Regions from separate parts of the Homo sapiens genome. Here region 1 is linked to region 2. A link is a loop called in an ENCODE intact Hi-C map of the cell type or tissue named here. Cell type or tissue: IMR-90. All regions are shown on one strand.

Region 1 (4,000 bases), 320 kb after region 2:
CAAGTGATCTGCCTACCTTGGCATCCCAAATTGCTGGGATTGCAGGCGTGAGCCACCACACCCAGCCAGAAGTCAGTTTTAAAACTTAAATTATTTGAGAGTAGGTATATTTTCAATTTGATTCTTACAAGTGACCTAAGGGATCTGGAAAAGAGGTAAAACTTTGCATGGTAAAGGTCCGGCATGCCCAAGGCTGGACTTGGTTCTAAAGCCTGCTTTGTTAACTGTTGTAAACGGCCACTGTAAGCATTGTAACATCTGTGGCCTAAGTCAGAGACTCAAGTGTTGGCCAGCAGGGCTAAGGAGTACTCTGAGCCCTTCAAGCTTAAGGGGGGATGGAGGCAGAGGCAAGTGAGAGGGGAAGAGTGGAGCCTGGCAATTATTTAGCAAGTTCTGTAGCACTGTGGAGTGGGTTTGTTGACTAAGCAGAAGGAATGCTGAACTTTTGGTCACACTTGATGCTTCCCGAGTGAGAGTACAAATGCTGACTTAGAAGCTCTAGTCATTTCACAAGTTTCTACCCATGTTTGTCTCATCTGGAGGGTTATATGCTATAATATGAGAAAGTTCATTTAACTTGCGCCTGGGGGACATTGAGTTAATGATGGCCTGGATGCTGAGGGGTTTTGCCAATACTCTCTTTTAGACAGTTCTTTAAGGCCCAAATACAACATTGCATTATTTGCTTATTTGGTGGTTAGGACTGTCATGTCAAGTGATTGGAGTTTTGCTTGAATCCCTTCCTAGGGCGAAATGTCTGGGCAAAATGGCTGCTAGTGAACCTCGGATGTTTGATATGCTGTGGTTGCAGTCACTCATAACCTAGTGGTTTTCTTCTTTTTGTCTTCATCACATTCTGAAACAAAAAATATGTTTCTATACTAACCAGAAAGGAAGACAGGTATAGTCGGGGGTATTACCTCTACATGGGGAAAGGGACGAAAAGAGAAGATAATTATTCAGAGGAACGAAAAGCAGCTAAAGCAGCTGGTAGCATCCATTGCAGCTTTAACTGTGGTGCACAAATGAGCTCCATTTACTTGATTACATCCCCCTTGGGTCCTCCTATTCGAATTCCAAGGGTATCCCATGTGGAGTTCACAGGCTCACTGAGTTTGCTGGGCTTGTGAGCGAAAATGGAACTGTCAGCATATTCATTTGAGCAGTGCTAGAAGTCAGGGTTTGTGACTTTAGGAAATGGAATCTTAGGAAATGTGGCAGTTTTTGAGCTCTGGGAAAGGCACCTTAGACCTGTCCTGTGAGCTGTCCTATGTCTCCTCCAGAGACCATGGCTACTTCTTAGGCCTGGCTCTGTTTATTCCTGTTCTTGGGCCTGCCTGACCTTGACAGATAAGCCTAAGATCAGTAGAGTCGTTGGTATAGCCTCTGCAATCACATCTCAGTTAATGATTTGAGGTATTTTTAAAGGCTGTATTTGCCAGTGTTAACTTAGCAGAAGGAAGGAAGCTCTTATCAGAAAATACGCCAAAGCTGGAGTCAGTTATGATCAAATGAAGTCGCAGACCTTGAAGCTTTATCTTTGTTTGCAGAGATCTCACAAATGGACATGTGAAAATTAAGCCAGACAAGCAGATATTTCATAGGAGTTATCAAGAATTCATGTGGAAGAAAAATACTTAGGTTGAGATGTGAGGACTCAAAAGTATCTGTTTTGATCTTACTAATAGTTGATGTTAAAATCAACTTCTGGTGACTACTTGAGCTTAATTTTTTGGAGGAAAGCCATTGTAATAGGCTCCCTCTGGCTTTCAGAATTATAAATATACAGTGCTTAAGGAAAAAGGGAGTACTTGAAACTTAAGTAATCCATGTGCTTTTAGTGAATATATTTAGTCTTTTTATAGCTGATTGACCAGATTTTCAAGTTTTAGAGGTTAAGTACATAAGTTTTTAGTCTTGAACTTTTTATTTTGAAGAAAGGGACCCAAAGGGAAATTTGGAGTGAAATACCTCATCTTCTTAATTGTAATCTTCACTTGGCATTCCGTGCTTTGGGTAATCCAGTGTTATGACAACTTTACTTTAGCACTCCTTACAGTAAAAGGAATGGGGCAATGAGATGCTTACGCTATGAGTTCCTCGTGCCTTGTGTGTCAGGTTTTCAGATTGACCACCACCTTGTCTGCTTTAATGTACTTTTATTTAAGTCACTTTTCCCTAATAGCCCAGTTCCTATTAGTGCTGCCACTGTTCTCTCCTCTCTTTTTTTTTTTTTTTTTTTTGACGGGCAGAAATGGAGTTAGGTAGTTTTTTTCCTCTCAATTTCCAGCTCAGAAAATCAGTTAATTGAGTATTCAGAGTGATGCTCACACTTGTTGCTCATGTGTAACCACAGTGGGATTGTGCTAATTAAGTAAGGCCTTGGTTGGTTTTTCTAATTCACCCCTCCTGTCTAGATTCCTTGGCTATTTGAAACAGTCCCAGGTTTACTCTGAACTCTCCACCCAGGATCCTATTCCACATGACTGTTCTCTGTGCCATCTCCCCAGGTTTTCCTTTCAGATATTTGTGTGGCCTGGTTAATGCCTCTTGAATGTTCATTGTACTTTGGCATTTATGTAAGAATTCAAGATTTTGTTCTATTTAGTTCAGGCCTTAGTGTACAGTCAGGTATTTGGCCAAATGTATTGTACATGACATTATTGTAGCTGTTGTTTACATTACAGGAATACTTCGGATATACCAATGCATGTGAAGAATGGGTTTCCCCTCAGTTTCACATAAACTTAGAAATGTCTCAACTGACATTTCTTTTTCTTTTTTTTAATTTTTAATTCTTTTTTTTTTTTTTTGAGACAGTTTCGCTCTGTCGCCCAGGCTAGAGTGCAGTGGTGTGATCTCAGCTCACTGCAAGCTCCGCCTCCAGTGTTCAGGCCATTCTCCTGCCTCAGCCTCCCAAGTAGCTGGGACTACAGGTGCCCGCCACCACGCTTAGCTAATTTTTTGTATTTTTAGTAGAGACGGGGTTTCACCATGTTAGCCAGGATGGTCTCCATCTCCTGACCCTGTGAACCACCCGCCTTGGCCTCCCAAAGTGCTGGGATTACAGGGGTGAGCCGCCGCGCCCAGCTCAACTGACATTTCTAAATGATCTATGTATAAACTGCTTTTTAGTAACTACTCATTTTTGGAATAATTTTTTAGGGCCAAATGAGTTTGAAACTAATACGCAAAAAATGTATTTCAGCTGAGATCTGTATCTGTGGACCTGAATGTTGATCCCTCGCTTCAGATTGACATACCTGATGCGCTCAGTGAGAGAGACAAAGTCAAATTTACAGTGCACACAAAGGTAAGTAACATGCAGTGGTAATACATACAGTGCTAGGTTGCAGCCTTGTTATTCACAGTGGATGTGAGAAGAGATTCCCTGAGCTTGAAACAGTTGCTATTCGTAGGGTAGCACTATTAAGTGAGAACCTCCCTAATCTATCTCACAGTAAGCATCAGGTGAGTGCCATTGTGGCGGCAGCAGCATTCTGCTGTGGCAGAGCCCTGGGCTGTGGGCATTGTTTTTTTGTTTTTTTTTTTTTTTTTTTTTTTTTTTTTTTGGAGACAGTCTCATTGTGTTGCCCAGGCTGGAATGAAGTGGCACCATCTTGGCTCACTGCAGCCCCTGCCTCCCGGGTTCAAGCAATTCTCCTGCCTCAGCCACCAGAGTAGCTGGGATTACAGGCCTGAGCCACCACACTCGGCTCAAACTCCTGACCTCAGGTGATGCACGTGCCTCAGCTTCCCAAAGTGCTGGGATTCAAGGCGTGAGCCAGAGCCACCACACCGGGCCCCAGCTTTGTTTTTAATTTGCATCCAAGGGAAGTTTGTCTCTGTAGCTTGCTTTTTTTCAGCATTTACTAAATTGGGAAAGACCTTTCCCATGTGGTTTTTTCTTAACGCCTGGGCGGCTTGAATAGCACACTTCAGTTATTCCGGAGGTAGTGTAAAAAGACTGGTGACATAATTCTCTGCCTGAGCTTACCAG
Region 2 (4,000 bases):
CCTGTAATCCTAGCACTTTGGGAGGCTGAGGCGGGTGGATCACAAGTTCAGGAGTTCAAGACTAGCCTGGCCAAAATGGTGAAACCCTGTCTCTACTAAATATACAAAAATTAGCCATGCGTGGTGGTGGGCGCCTGTAATCCCAGTTACTCGCGAGGCTGAGGCAGGAGAATCGCTTGAACCCGGGAGGCGGAGGTTGCAGTGAGCCAATATCGTGCCACTGCACTCCAGCCTGGGTGACAGAGTGAGACTCTGTCTCAAAAAAAAAAAAAAAAAAAAAAAGTTGAGAGAATCATACAGTGAATATCCAGATGCCCGCCATAGTTATTTTTTACTATATATCTTTTGTTATATTTTCTGTCATCCCTCTATCCATCCATCAGTTCATCCACTTTTTTGATGCATTTCAAAGTTGCAGACATCAGTTCACCCCTAAATCGTTCAGCATACATGTCATTAGAGTTCAGTATTTGTCAATGGTTTTTTTTTTTAAATTTAAAACATACAACAAAATGCACAGATCTTAAGTGTACTATTCGATGAATCTTGACAAATGCAGACACCCATAAAACCCAAACCCTTCTCGAGATGAGAATATCCCCGCCATTCTGGAAGGTTTCCTCATGCCCCTTCCCAGTCAAACTCAATTCTGTTGCCTCAAAGGCAGTCACCAAATTAGTGATTCCTGTTCTAGAACATCACATAAATGGAATTAGCTTTTTTTTTTCTTTTCCTTTTAGAAGCCTGTGGTCTTAGCAAAGAGTTGCAAACATTCAACACATCCTTATTAGGCTCCAGCTATCTATCTGTAAGAATTTGTTTATAGGATATGTTTGTTTTAGTGGAGTAGCAAGAAGGCTTGAAGGACTGCCAAGGACACACCCTTCATACAAAGGCACCCACATCAACGCACTAGATGAGAGAGCATCACAATCCCATGTAAGGGCAGAGTAAGCCCCCCACCCCAGGCTGGGAGATTAATGGGTTACAGCAGTTGGCCCCAACCTAGGGATCTTTGGCTTCCAGGTATCCCCAGAATTACCTTTGAACTCCACTATTATTTTTAGTATTTCAAAATATCAAATTGAAATGATACATTAATCTTGCATAGGGCTGCACAGACTAACAAAAGTACTTTTTTTCTTTCTACTGTTGATTGTTATTGTAGAATTATAATAGCGAACATCTCTGGCATATTTATAATGTATCAATCACTGTTTCAAGCATTTCACATTTTAAATTTCATTTGATAATATCAGTAGCGTAACGTCTCATACATGGTCATTGTTTCTGTACTTTTTTAAATGAGAAAATGCATTTTTACTCTAAAAGTGTGGCTTGCTTGGTAGACTAAAAACCTTCAAATATGAGGCCTGTGGAGAAAAATAATGAAAGGAATGGCTGGACTAAATAGAGGCAAGTCGGCTGGGCGCAGTGGCTCACGCCTGTAATCTCAGCACTTTGGGAGGCCAAGGCGGGCGGATCACAAGGTCAAGAGATCGAGATCATCCTGGCCAACATGGTGAAACCCTGTCTCTATTAAAAGTATAAAAATTAGCTGGGCCTGGTGGCGGGTGCCTGTAGTCCCAGCTACTCGGGAGGCTGAGGCAGGAGAATGGCTTGAACCCGGGAGGCTGAGGTTGCAGTGAGCTGAGATCATGCCATTGCACTCCAGCCTGGGTGACAGAGCAAGACGCCGTCTCAAAAAAAAAAAAAAAAAAAAAAAAAAATAGAGGCAAGTCTCTCTTTGATTCTTAAGGAAATCTATGCTTGGGGAACCTTTGTTAACGTATTGAAAATGTGAATAGTGACATTACAGGAAGTTGAAGGTATAAATCGTAAGAAATTGGCACTATAGATTTGTGATTAATTTTTCTTGATTTTTACAAAGGCATAAGAGACTGGAGTTACGAGTTCATTTTCCTCTTGTTACTGAGGGGTCTGGGCCAGGGAGTCCGGTTTCTTCCTCTTTCGAGATTTAACCAATTGTGTGACCGTGGATGAGGCATTTGACCCCTTTGGGCCTCAGTTTCCCATGTGTAATGTGTAGTTTGAACTAGTCATCTCTAAAGCCCTTTCCAGGAATGAAAGTATGTGGTTCTCTGACGTTTGCTCCAAGATGCTCATCCGCTGAAAGCCTTGCCCTGGCTCCACGGGCTTCAGCCCTTTGAACAGAAGAGGGCGCCCTAAACATGGTGATTCCTTCCTTTCCCTGCGGGCCCTTTTGGCAATTCAGGTAGAGGACCGGCGCAAGTGTTCTCGTCAGGATTCAGTTGTCCAGAGGCCAGCATTTTCCCTGGACAAGGGGTAGCTAAGGCCTCAGAGGAAGCCACTGACTTTGCATCTTTCCAAATCTTGTGAGGTTGAAATTTTAATTATATTTTAACTATGGATATAATTGAAGAAGATGGAAAAAAGACACTATTGTAATTCCATAGTCAGTTACTGCTCTAAAATAAAATGCAGATAAGTAATATAGCCATTCTCGTTCTTGTTGACTGGAGGGGGTGGGGTATGGACGTGTCACGTATTGTCTCAGGGCTCTCAGGGCATGGCTTCATTCATTCATTCCATATTTTCCGAGGGTCTACTTGGTGCCAACTACTGTTTGTTTATAGCGTCAACCAAACAAAGCCCTTGTCCCCATTGAAGCTAATATTGTATGAGCATTTTCAAAATGGTGGGCTGAAATGGATCCTCAGGCCTCGAAATGCATGCATGGAGCCATATTTGAGCTAACTAAGGGTGTGAAGCTTCCATACACCAAGTAGTTTCCAAAGGAAACTGCCCAGGGACAGAACATCTGCTTATCAGGAGTTTTGCCACTAGCAAAATGGAGTAATTGGGAAAATGACTGTTGAACAAGTTAAATGTACAGGTACAACATTCTTTCTTTCTTTCTTTCTTTTCCTGAGACAGAGAGTCTCCCTCTGTCGGCCAGGCTGGAGTGCAGTGGCGCAATCTCCGCTCACTGCAACTTCTGCCTCCCAGGTTCAAGTGATTCTTCTGCCTCCACCTTCCAAGTAGCTGGGATTACAGGCGCCCACCATCATGCCCGGCTAATTTTTGTATTTTCAGTAGAGACGGGGTTTCGCCATGTTGGCCAGGCTGTTCTTAAACTCCTGACCTCAGGTGATCCACCCACCTCGACCTCCCAAAGTGTTGGGATTACAGGCGTGAGACACCGCGCCTGGCCCAACATTCTTGAAAGAAGGACAAGAAAGCTACCTGCATTTGTCCACACTGCTCAGTCTCAAGGTAATAAAGGGAGTGGAAGGCTATTAGCATTCAGGCAAACGCAGCAGCTAAAGCGCCTGTTATGGGCAACAGCACAGGCTGTAGAGTGAGGCTGCCCAAGTTTCAATGCAAGCTCTGCCACTCACCCTCTGGCTGAACTGGCGGAAATTTCTTAACCTGCATGAGGTTCTGTGGGTCATGTGGGGATTCAATGGGTCCACATATTTAAGCCATCAGAACAGTGGCCTCGCACACAGTAATTGCTCAGTAAATTTTCACCATACTTACCGATGTGATTATCAGTATAACCTTAAATTGGTCCCGTTCCTGATTTCTTTTCATTCTGACTAAATCCTTTTAAATCTTGGGTTAAAAGGCTAAATAAATTTGCTTAGCCAGAACAAGAGAAAGGTTTGTTGAGCATCTGCTATTCTACTGTTCTAGGAACAAGGATTTGGCAATAAATGAGATAGAGCCTCTGTCTTCTCAGGAGCTTACAGCAGACAATAAATACATTAAAAAGCAAACAAACAAGTTCAGATGTAATGGATTTGAGTAGTATTTCTCTCTTTGGAATGAATTATAACCACATTAAAATCTTACTTGTGATGTTCTTGATGCTACACATTCATGTAAGAGAACATCTTCCACTTAAGGAATTGATGTATGAATCCTAGCAAAAAACTGAGTAAGTCAGGATATCTTCTGGCTTTCTTTTCCAGTTCCACAAGATATAAGCAGAAACTGGAGATGCTACACATTC

Evidence for each region. Hi-C counts contacts between places; a loop is a spot of excess contacts. Peaks named below come from ENCODE experiments on the same cell type or tissue, not always from the same donor. Only the 100,000 strongest peaks of a DNase experiment are listed, where the experiment ranks them.
Region 1: a loop joins it to region 2, with 8 times the contacts of the local background. A loop is called at or near these places in 27 of 110 quality-filtered maps.

What each region holds. Positions count from the first base shown.
Region 1 is chr20:17,956,246-17,960,245 of GRCh38, reverse strand. SNX5 (sorting nexin 5) reads left to right here. Exons shown (of 13, transcript NM_014426.4): 2 at 3,209-3,313. Among named protein-coding and RNA genes, the nearest start is that of SNORD17, 4.7 kb to the left of the region's middle. In IMR-90, CTCF peaks have their summits at 294 and 1,764; DNase peaks (open chromatin) are centred at 405, 1,755 and 2,665; H3K27ac peaks cover 2,488 bases.
Region 2 is chr20:18,275,102-18,279,101 of GRCh38, reverse strand. The region is part of intron 2 of LOC124904876 (a long non-coding RNA gene); the gene reads right to left. Among named protein-coding and RNA genes, the nearest start is that of ZNF133, 11 kb to the left of the region's middle. In IMR-90, a CTCF peak has its summit at 2,166 (motif pointing right); a DNase peak (open chromatin) is centred at 2,131; H3K27me3 peaks cover 218 bases.